Linked DNA regions of Mus musculus: regions 1 and 3 are each linked to region 2. Evidence: chromatin loops called from intact Hi-C (ENCODE). Cell type or tissue: left cerebral cortex. All regions are shown on one strand.

Region 1 (4,000 bases), 220 kb after region 2:
AGTTGGGTCATCCCTCATTCCAGCTGAACATAAGCTCACAATCTCTATAGCCATAGTAAGCAGTTTTCATGCTCCTGTAGTTTCTATGCCTTTTCAAACATTGGGCTAACTAATAAAACAATTAAGCACAACGTCTTGTTCAACCACTGCTGAGTTAAGTCCTATGACTGTAGGGCTTTAATTTATGTAGGTTATAGTTTTAGCTCCCTTTCTATGGTTCCATGATGACAATGTTTCTAATTGAAAAACAAAACAGAAGGTAATTTTGAATGAAACTGTATTTGTTAATGATGTAAACCAGATGACCTTCCAGAAACACAAAGAGCATTGTCTCATTTACCCCTATAAACAGATGGGAAGACTATCCCATAGCATCCACTAGTAAATCATGGTAACTAATACTTAGATATCTACTGTTTCTAGGACATTGACAGTACCTGTGACTCAGAAGACAAGACAGAATTGGTCTCTGAGTTTAAGATGATTAAAAAATGAATCAGAAAATCACTGGAAGTCCCATTGTAATTCAGAATAACATGGTACCTTGTAAGCACTCAGGCTATGTTTGCAGAAGAAAATTGCAAATGAATAAACAATATTTGTATGTATGGGGGTGATCAAATATCCCCAGATAAGCTGAGAAAGAAGGATGCAATATGTACCAAGAAGGGCTAAGTTTAACAGGACTGTGAGGAGAGGTGGGAGTTTGTAGACTGATTCGAGTTGGAACTACAAGGGAAAGAAAGTTGAATATAAGCAGCACCATCAAACTGCAACCTCTTATGAAGATTTTATAGTTACATATCCATAATTCTTTAAAGTTGCAATATAATGATTGTAATATATGCATAATTAATTTTTTAAATTAATGTTGAGTATCAATTCAAAATACAAAAAGCATCAGTAAAAAGGGCAGAGTTGTGAAACAAACAGTGGGGTCCACTTTCTCTATATTTTTCAATTCGCTATGTTTACATGGTGACCTGTGCATGATGTGTTATTCCTCAGGAGACCTCAGTTAAAATATTGAAACTAAGGGAGAAAATAAGAGAGCCATTCACTCCAAGCAGCTTCAAAAGAAAGCCACAAGCCTCCTGAACTGTGATGTTTGATCATGCTCAGGCCTGTATCATAACAATCAATGATACCCTGCGGGACCAGCTTTCTTTCAGCATAGCAAAGGCATAGGCAGAAATACAGGGAGGGGAGGATTCCCTGACATTGTATAAATCTCCTGAGCAAAAGTCATGGAACATGTTAAAGTGACAATCATAACTCCTTTCTTGCCATAAAACACTACCACAAACACAGAGATGACATGGATTGAATAGCTGAATCATCCGTCCCTCGAGGAAGCCCTTCAAACAGCAGCCTTTGTTTTCTAGGGCCACATATAATTACAAGATAAATTCCTTCCATAAATTAGGCATGCGAATATGTATAAAAAGTCAGGTATCCGAGTATAAGAGAATGAAGTATATTTGTCCACATGTATATACCTTTATGGAGCTGTTTATCACACACACACACACACACACACACACACACACACACACACACAGAGTTATATATTTTTATACACTGTAAACCTCCTTTTAAATTTGAAACCACTTACTAGGTTCAAACCAGCATAAAGTGCTTTTTTATTACTAAAATCTTTTCTAGCTTTGAACACCTTGTGCCTCTTTGTTCCTTTTCTCTTTTTCTTACATCACTTAAATTGGGCCTGCTAGAGAAAACCTAAGAAGCATGGATATAATTTACTATACCAGAACTTTTCCCAAGATATTGCTCATACCAAGCATCTTTTTAGATAAATCATTTCATTATTCTCCCTGAGTTTCTTTAAGGCAGAAAGACTCTCTACCAGGACTGATTATTATAGATGATTAGTAGCTGTTTGCACAGGGTTAAAAAGATGGGAAAGCAATTGCCCACAGTTACTACAAAAGCTATCACCTAGAGGGTTTGATAAAACAGCCAATATGCCTCCCTTTGGTCTGCAGCCTCACAAACTGAGACTGTGTCACTTCATTTCTGTACTGCAAGTGCCCCAGCGGATAAATAGCTTCAGAAATATATTCACCTAACATATTGTGTATCTAACATGTGTTTTATATACCACACAGCTTGCCCAAATTGAGAGTAGTAGAGAGCCATCTTTATGTACATGAGTCATACTGGGGATATAGCTCAGAAACAGAACTTAAGCCTAGCATGCATATACACCTCGGTTGACCCCACATCAGCACTTTGAAGGGAGTAAATAAATATTAAATCAGTGGGAATCTTTGTGAACTCAAGAATGGTCTACTGGGTGGTCACTAGTTACAGTAAGCATGGGAGGAAAAGTTAATTTCATGACAAGTTAGGATTCAAATATCAATTGGTTTATGGTATGGACTTCAATGTGGAGAGCAAGCTCCCCAGGAAGCCAGGATCTACTAACAGCAGTACACATTTGCTCTCCTGTAGTCAGAGCACACTGCTCTGGCTATGGAAGTGTACTGCATACCATCTTTAGGCATGGGTAACAGTACTCACTTTTACTGCCATTATAGTGTTGCCTATAATAAATTATAGTTACAGTAGAAACCAGTATAAAGCTTATCAAAGCTTCAAAGGTAGAGGAACTACCATATTATCCAGTGATAACTCCTGACATATAATTAAAGGACTCAAAGCCAGGCAATCTAAACATTCATGTCCATTGTGGTGCTGTTAATTCTAAGTACTGGAGTTTGCCGAAACATTCAGCATCATTTTTGTTAAGAAACCGTAGCATATATAAAATGATACAGTATTAGTGAGCCATAAAGAACACTCTTATACTATGGTTAGGAGAATTGGTGGTGGTAGAGATTGTCATATTAAATAAAGTAAGCTAAACTCAGAGGGGCTAGTTCTTCTATGAAGGAATATAGATGTTTGAAATATGATTCAAAAGTAGAAGTTTAACATTTTTGAGACAAGGAGTAGGCAAATCATCCAGAGGAGTAACAGTGACAAAGAGGATAAAATTCATTGCACTAAATATGATCAGTGTGGTTTGTACATATACGAAAAATATCATAATGAAACCTATTGCTTTGTGTGAACAATATCTGCTAATAGAACACTACCTTGTAAGAAACAGTTGAAGAGAAAAATCTAATTGCAGAAAAGGAAATGCCTTTTTGTACAAAATGGTTAGGTGGGTTGTCAAATTCTTTATTGAGAAGGGATTCAAGGAGGCTCTGCAATAAAAAAAAAGCCATTTGAAATTCACAGTGATAACTTTAGGGGGATCTGCAGTTGTCTGCACCTCTCAAAATCTGCAAGTTCTCCTACTGAAGCTGAAGTTTTCTACTGCAGATTGATTCTAGACCCTTTCAGGGAGGAGCACAAATCAATTGTGTGCTTAGTCGAGGTCCTTAACACCTGAACTGTCAAGAAGAAGAAGAAGCACCCAGAAGTATGCTGTAAAGCAGTAATATCAGCGGGGCTGTCCACCCAGCACCATGCAATTCACGCCCATCTGGCTGTACGGATGATCCACAATTGACGTAAATATGTTGCTACAAATAGACAGTTCCCCATAAGTTCTAAGAGAGAAGCATTTAATTGAAATTAAGTATGGGTACTTTTCTTGACAATTGTTCTAACAGAATATAATAAAAGTTGTCACTAAATTTGCCATATTGGCTACTTATCATGGAATCTGTTAGACAATTTCTGATATTCTCCCAAGACAGTTCCTTAAGGTCTAAACAGCCCAATTCCTCTTCACAGAACATACATAAAAGTGCAAAAGAAATCTAGTGCTTTTCTGTCAGTAGGTATTACAGATGTCATTAACCATGTAATATTTGGGTAACAGTAGACATAAAAATGCACAGAACTATTATTTAACAGCTTCAATTCAAGATAAATTAGTTATGCTTAATGCAGTTTTTGTCCATTTTAGCTGAGAATTTATCAAATTAATTATATTTGGCTCTTCAAAATAAACTATTAACAT
Region 2 (4,000 bases):
GGCTCTGTCTCTCCTCTTATTTGACTATCACTTTTAAATTATCTTTGTGTGTGTGTGTGTGTGTGTGTGTGTGTGTGTGTGTGTGTGTGTAGTAAGTTTCTACCGTGCTAGGTTTTCTAACTTCTTCTCAAATGACCCTTAATTTTCTTGCTTGTACTTTCTAACATGAAAGTATTCTTTTGTGTCTACAATATTATCTCATGTGCTATTCTACTGAAAATCAGAAAAAGAATTATTTCAACAATAAATTATTCTCTAGCTCTGTGTCAGAGGTTTTTCAGAAAAAAAAAATTGGCAGTCTTTGAATATTGCATCCATACCACTGAAAACAATAAGACACATTTTATAACATATTAAAATTTCTCTTTGTTAGTTCTAATATTTTTAAAGTATATCTCTATGGTATATGAATTATGTAAAATTATGCCATGGTCTTTGGCTTATGTATGCCCTGCATTCTTTAATATGATATGTCTCAAAATAAACACACTATTTCTATTACCGACTTATATAAGTTATGCGCTTTTTTTGAAGTAAGTCATGTGGAATGTTGACTAGGAAACTCTTCCTGAATTCTTCAACTGAAATGGATTACTACATTTGCACAAAGGAAAGCAAATATTCATAACTATCATCAACTAACATATTATATAATTATAAGTAATTGCTTACAGTTTGCCTTCTGGTCTGTTAACAAATCATGCACAAAAGTTATAAGAGTGTTTGTACACAAGATACCAGCAACAATATGGATTTTGCCTTCTACATAATATGCTTTCCCCCTTATTAAATGTTACAGAATATTGAAAGCCTCACTGGATATCACTTTTTCCTTTAACATTTTCAGAATGTCTTAAGAAATAGTTACACTATTGCCACATGAGGCCCATACTACTTTGTAGAAATCATAGCAGTTTGTTTGTTTGTTTTTTGTTTTTGTTTTTTGTTTTTTTCAAGACAGGGTTTCTCTATGTAGCCCTGGTTGTCCTGAAACTCACTCTGTAGACCAGGCTGGCTTCAAACTCAGAAATTTGCCTGCCTCCCAAGTGCTGGGATTAAAGGCGTGTGCCACCATGCCCAGCTAGCAGTTTTTAAATAAAGTTGTAAGTCAATTATATATTGATTACCTCTAAAATTGTATCTTTACATAAACGTGGACTATATGTATTTCTTTTATCTTCAATAAAATTCAAGACTGTAGGTTAAAAAGGAGTTACTATCTTGAGATTAATAAAATGGAAGATGACATTTTCCATGTAAGATTCTGTAGCTTTGCAAACTACAAGGATTTGTACATAATGTTCCAAAGATATTTAGTGGCTCTATTGATGTTGAATCAAATATTGCATGTGGTACCATACTTAACTTTTAAGTAATCCTAAATAAGGGCAGTGTATTCTTATTTTCTATATAAAGAAATTAAGGTATTAAAAGGTTAAAAGTGTGCCCATTATGTCCTATCCCTATTAAGTGACAGCACTAAAAATTAAAATTGATGATCTCTGTCCAAACATAACGGGTTGCGCCTTTGCCTAACATCAACAACCAACTTAAAACATAAAAACTCTACTTTGATCAGGGTGACACTTGCTATTCTAAACCAGAAACCTACCAACAACCAAATAATTCTGATTCAATTAAACACTGTCACCATTTTATCCTATTGTTTAAAATATAATCAATTAATCGAAAGACTAATTTTATATAGCTCATTCCTATCCTCCTCCTTACAGTTTTCCTCCTAGTTGTTGAAAAGGTAAAATTTCTCCCAACCTCATTTGCTTATAAATATCATTATCATCTATATATACTTTGTGTCCATTCTTACTGTGAATTAAAATGCAAACATATTCTGTAGAATATGAAATATTTCAGTAGAATAAAAATATCTCTGAAGCTTTGGTTTAAAAATATACTTCCAAGAAATTTGGCTTTTCCAGTGACCCAGATTTCTTCAAACTACTTACTTCCCTGAGATGTGCAGCACCTAATTGATATAGTTTCATAACCACCCTTGGTTTTTACATGTTTAATGATTCTACGTAAAGTGGTGCATAATTTGCTTGGCTAATAAGCATTCTTTGAACCCTATAGAAGCAGAGGGAATATCCCCTTTATCCTTTCATTGCGTTCTACCTGAGCATGTATCATCATTATCCTTATTACGCAGTTGAATCAGTCTAATTTAAAGTTGGATAAACCATAAGCCAAGTGATCCTCAAAACTTTCAAGTTACTACCTTTTTACCTTAGTTTATCAATAGTTGAACAGTAGAGAATCTTGAGAGAATATTCCAGATTTCATATATATGTGTGTGTGTGTGTGTGTGTGTGTGTGTGTGTGTGTGTGTGCTTTTGTTTATTTTTCTGTTATTGAAAATACTTTGATTCATACAATATATATGATTAGTGGATTCCCTTTACTCCTAATCCCTCCTGATCTTCCCTCCCATCCAGATCTATGCTGTTTCACTCATTAGAAAACAAGCAGTCATCTAAGGGATAGTATTTTAAAGATAAGATAAAATAAAACAAAAAACTAACACATGGGAATAGGACAAAGCAAACAAATAGAGAGAAAGAGATTAAGAAATGGAGGAGAAAAGAACAGATATAAAGACAGTGAGGTGCCTTGTGCACAATTGGGAATTTTATTTAAAAAGACAAAACAAGAAGTGATGATATAATACACCAAGAATAAAAACTCTTAACACAGGAGAATATTTCTATAAATATTTAGTACCACATTGCATTGATCAAAGACATACCTAAAGCAGTCCATATAAAAGAAGAATTATTGGAATAGATTAGCTGCATTGAAGTTAACATTTCAGTTTTCTCACTCAAGATTAAAATATTACTCTTGAAGTAGTATCTGCTGTGGATGGCTACCACAACTGATCACATCAGGAATGCCTGAGACCACATGCTGAACTCATGGTTCTGTTGAGGTTTGGTCTTTTGCTATGCTAAATACTTGCTGCTGGATATTGACACAACAGTCAAAACAGATACAAAGTACAAAGAGCTCCTAACCCAAAACATCCAGGAAATTCATGACACAATGAAAAGACCAAACCTAAGAATAATAGGAATAAGAGAGAGTGAAGATCTCTAACTGATAGGGCCAGAAAACATCTTCACAAAATCACAGAAAACAAAACAAAACAAAACAAACAAACAAACAAACTTCTGGAACCTGAAGAAAGAGATGCCCATAAACTTAGAAGCCTGCAGAACACCCAACAGATTGGACCAGAAAAGAAATCCCTTCCAACACATATAATCAAAACACTAAATACACAGAACAAATAAAGAATATTGATAGCACTAAGGGGAAATGGCCAACCTATAAAGTCAACCCTATCTGAATTACACCAGACTTCTCAAAAAAAGACTCTAAAAGCCAGACCATACTAGAGAGACTTCATGTAATATCTAAGAGAACACAAATGCCAGTCCAAGCTATTTTACCCAGAAAAACACTCAATCACCATAGATGAAGAAACCAAGATATTTCATGACATACTAAATTTAAACAATATCTTTCTACTAACCCATCCCTATAGAGGATACTAGCAGGAAAACTCCAACACAAGGAAGGTAAGTACACTCAAGAAAACACAAAAAATGAATTATCTCATAATAAGCCAAAAAAAGAATCACACGAACAGAATACAACCTCTAACAACAAAAATAACAGGAATCAATAATCATTGAACTTTAATATCTCTCAACATCCGTAGACTCAATTCCCCAATAAAAATGCGTAGGCTATCAGACTGGATACATATATTGGACCCAGAAATAGGCTGAATAAGGAAAACCACCTCAGTGACAAAGACAGACACTACCTCAGAGGAAAAGGCTGGAAAAAAGTTTTCTAAGCAAATGGTCCCAAAATAAACAAGCTGGAGTAGCCAGTCTAATATCTAATAAAATAGATTTTCAAGCAGAAGTTATCAAAAGAAATGGGGAACAATTCTTTATACTAATTAAGG
Region 3 (4,000 bases), 230 kb after region 2:
TCCTATCCCACCTCACCACATAGGACCTGAGAAAGTCATTAAGGCTAGCCTAGAATTCATACTGTAACACAAGACAACCATTGAATTCATGATCCTTCTTTATCAACCTTGCAAATAGCTGGGATTACAAGCCTACAAGAACAAAGTAAAATATAGTGTTGAAATATTTGTTTATGACTAAGATATGAAGCAAAAATCACACAGGCATTCAATATGCATTTTAATAAAGAAATGAAAAGATCAGTTAGTTCATTAAGAGTTAAGAAGAATCCATGTCACTTTGTGTGTTTGTCACTGGGAAATCAGGATTCCAGGGAAAAGATATTAAATCTCCTCTAGATGGATGAACCTTCATCAAGAGGTCAATTGACTTTAGTAGTGTAGGACTCTTTGGTGATAAAATATATACATCAAAGATTTCCTTAAGGTTGGTAGTGCATGATTCGTCATGGAGGTAAATGCTATGACACTGAATCAGCAGATTCTTTCTCAAATGTCTGTTGTTTGTTTTGACTTCTTCCTTAACTCCATATTTGTAAGCAATAGTCATGTCTTCTCGGTTAGAACCAATCTAGGACTTCCTGAGGTTGCCACAGCGGAAACCAATATTTTAACTGTCATCAGGGTCAGAGAACTTCAAATGAAAACGGCGAGAACTCAAAAATAAGCCACGTAAAACACATACATAATACTGCTAAAGGTCCTGGTACTGGCCATAGAACCTTGAAAAAGAGATTAACAAATAAGTATTACTGGAACAAAAACTTACATAGAATGCATTGATACAATAGCCCGAAAGAAAAGAAGGAAATATTTATTTATTCACCTGTAAATTTTACATTATGTACCATGGGGATGAGGACACATCAGCACAAGTTTCTTGCAATATCATTATCACTGTTTAGACAGAAAATGATACAGTATTTTCTGACCAGCACTATGTAATTCACAAGGCTAGAGACCTGTCTTTCTTCTTCTTCCAAATACTGAGCCTTTCTGTAGCTCATTAACATTTATTTCTCTAGAGCTTTTGCTTAAAACATCCTTTCATACATTTCAAGAAGTAATTCTTGAAAATTATTGCTCATTTGATATTTTCCCCATTGTTGCTTATTTATTGGTCAGGACTGTACACCAACTTTATTTATTCTCATTACCCTTATCATGTGACAAAGGTTGGTCCCCTATGTTACTCACATAGTTTAGCACTTTAAGACATCTTGTAAATTTTCCTTTCAACTTCATTCAGTTGGAAGAGGGAATCAAGACACCTTCACTGGTTAAATAAAAAGCTTGTGTCCTGTAATTCGAGGTTGGCATCACAAGACATTCACCCACCCTTTCCGTTCACTTCCTGTTTTATATCTCCAAGCTGTTTCACTCCTAGGGGAATATTTATAACCTCCTGGCATTTTAAAGCAAGCTAGTGGAAAGATAATTACTTCTCAGCATTTGCTACTGAATAGGAAGAGTCATCCAGACCATGGAGACAGAAGGATGAGTTGATGCTGGAGCCTTTCATCTGCCACTTCCAAATGTTCCTCTTTCTCCGGGCGCTCCCGCTGACTTCAAGTAAAGATGTGTGCTCGCTCAGAGTTGAGGAGATGAGAGAAGGCTGGTGCGAAGTTCACCTGATTCTGGTGGGAACAATCAGACATTCTAGTGGAGTGAAGGGCCTGAAAACTTTCCATCCAGCCTAGATTAGCCTTCTCTCGCTAAAAGAGAGACTCCACCTGCTGAGGGTGGTGACTTCCGTCTGGAAATATTTTCCTCACTCAGTGGGCAGTGTGCCTTTGAAAGGGTGACTCAAAGAGCACCCTGTGGGTGTCTTTTACCCCAGAGAGAAACGTAACCAACCAGATGGTACATTTCAAGTAGACTCTGAATCCACAGTTCTCATCTCAAGTAGTAGCCATTGCTCCTTAGACTGAAGAAATAAAGGAAGAAATAGACACAGGATTAGGGAACTGCTGGTGGCTTTTGGTTTTCACTCTAAAGAGGAAAGACCAGAAAGGCACTCAGTTGGATGAATAAAGGGCAGACACATCATATCTACTTTAAAAAAAAAAAAGATACATAAACTAGCCATGCTGTGTTAGCCTCTTTCCTTGGAAAAAAATATCAATGGTTGATTTGTGCTTATAATTCTAAAATTATTAATTCTCTATTATCTTTATGCCAGTACCCTAGTTAACATTATGTTCTATGTGCTGGGATACCTGCTCTTCATTGTGGTTTACCTCCTGGCTTCACTGACAAACAGGTAAGTATCATTGCCTGCATTTTTACATAGGAAAAGAGACTTGGTGGGACTATGTAACTTAAAAATCACAGCTAATAAGTAGAAGGACCATACATTATCCTTCATGACTCTAATTCTTGAGACCTGGGGTGAAAGTGAAATACAATACTCTGTGGAGACCATGTTCCAAGTCAACAGCTCTACTGATAATGGCATATGACTTGGGTTGAACAGAGGATTAAAGATGTCATTGTTATGATGTGATTTCAAGGGATAGAGAGATGGTTCCATGGGTAAGAGCCCACTGTCTTCTCCTTCAGAGGAACTGGATTCAATGCCCATCACCTTTATCATAGCTCACAACCCATAACTGCAACTACAGACAAACTTACACTGTTTTCTGACCTCCACGGATACCAAGTGTGCATGGAGTACAAAAATACCCACACACAGAAATAAAAAACAAATGCAATAAAAAAATGCTGTTTTTTTTCCCCAATGGCAGTATGAAAGAGAGTAAATAGAGTACCTATGTTTTAGAGCATTCAGTTTCATAGCAATTCTGTATATCCCAGGGTTATTACCATATATTATTTTGTTTTAACTAAGATTTAAATTGTATGTGTATACCAAGGTGTACCTTGGTATATTAGTGAATGGACACTGCCCCTGGAGTGATTCTAGCCAAGCAATCCACACCTGTACCCCAGTGTGCTGCTGCCCTGTGTTGGAAGCCACTGTGATCAGTACCGATTATGAAATGAAGAACTTGAAACATTTTCATCATGAAAAGTGGCTCTAGACACAAAGTCATTTACTTATCTTTACTAATGAACTCTAGAAGAAGTGTAGTAGTCTTACAGGGTGACAGTTTCTGGCTATAAAAGCAAACAAAATAAAACATCTTAATAAATAGTTTTCATTTGGAAGATACTACAGGGAGTATAAATCATAGTGATTGTGAATTAGGTAGTGTTTCTTTGTGTATAATACTAAAAGCAAAAGCAAGCAGAGAAACAAATTTAAAAGTAAGATTTGAGAGCTGCTCAGATGGCTCAGCAGGTTACAGTCCTTGCTGCTAAATCTAATGACCTGACTTGAGTCTGAGAGCTTACGTGGCAGAAGGAAAGAAATGACCCCATCAGGGTATTCTATAGCTTCTTGAAACACATGGGCTTGGTGCATGCATGCATATACATGCATACACAAATATGCGCGTGCACTTGCACGCACGCACACACACACACACACACACACACACACACACACTAGTGTGTGTGTGCATATAAAAAATTGAAAAGCACTTAACCAAAATTAAAAGCATTTAAAAAAATAATCACCAAGAAAGTGAAGAGGCAATATGCACAATGGACAAAAAAAACATCCTCAAATCAGATAATGTTGGTCTTATATTCAGAATATGCAAAGAACATTAATAGCTCAACAATAACTAAGGAATAACAGAAGTAAAACTTCTGAAAAAATGTGAATATCAGTTTGTCTGAGAATATAGGAATTGCCCAGTGAATAAATAGGATCTTTGATATAATTCATCTTCATATCCACGATAACATAAATAAATCAACCAATCAATTATCAATAGGAAGTATTCGTAAGAAAGTAAAACATTGCAATCACTTTGAAAATGAAATTTTCCATAAAAAGCTGATCATGGAATTGCCACGCCCACCAACAACTTCAATGCATAGTAATGAGGCTGACTCTATTTAAAAATAAATGTTAGTACAATGAGATAGG

Evidence for each region. A loop is a pair of places that touch in the nucleus more often than their neighbours do. Peaks named below come from ENCODE experiments on the same cell type or tissue, not always from the same donor. Only the 100,000 strongest peaks of a DNase experiment are listed, where the experiment ranks them.
Region 1: it touches region 2 in a loop (2.1-fold over the local background); 2 of 42 quality-filtered maps call a loop at or near these places.
Region 3: it touches region 2 in a loop (4-fold over the local background); 2 of 42 quality-filtered maps call a loop at or near these places.

What each region holds. Positions count from the first base shown.
Region 1 is chr2:96,726,273-96,730,272 of GRCm38, reverse strand. All of the region lies in intron 2 of Lrrc4c (leucine rich repeat containing 4C), which reads right to left. Among named protein-coding and RNA genes, the nearest start is that of Lrrc4c, 410 kb to the right of the region's middle. In left cerebral cortex, no CTCF peak of the experiment used is centred here; a DNase peak (open chromatin) is centred at 2,055.
Region 2 is chr2:96,942,592-96,946,591 of GRCm38, reverse strand. The region is part of intron 3 of Lrrc4c (leucine rich repeat containing 4C); the gene reads right to left. Among named protein-coding and RNA genes, the nearest start is that of Gm22313, 290 kb to the left of the region's middle. In left cerebral cortex, no CTCF peak of the experiment used is centred here; a DNase peak (open chromatin) is centred at 1,967.
Region 3 is chr2:96,712,301-96,716,300 of GRCm38, reverse strand. All of the region lies in intron 2 of Lrrc4c (leucine rich repeat containing 4C), which reads right to left. Among named protein-coding and RNA genes, the nearest start is that of Lrrc4c, 400 kb to the right of the region's middle. In left cerebral cortex, no CTCF peak of the experiment used is centred here; DNase peaks (open chromatin) are centred at 1,506 and 1,738; H3K27ac peaks cover 2,661 bases.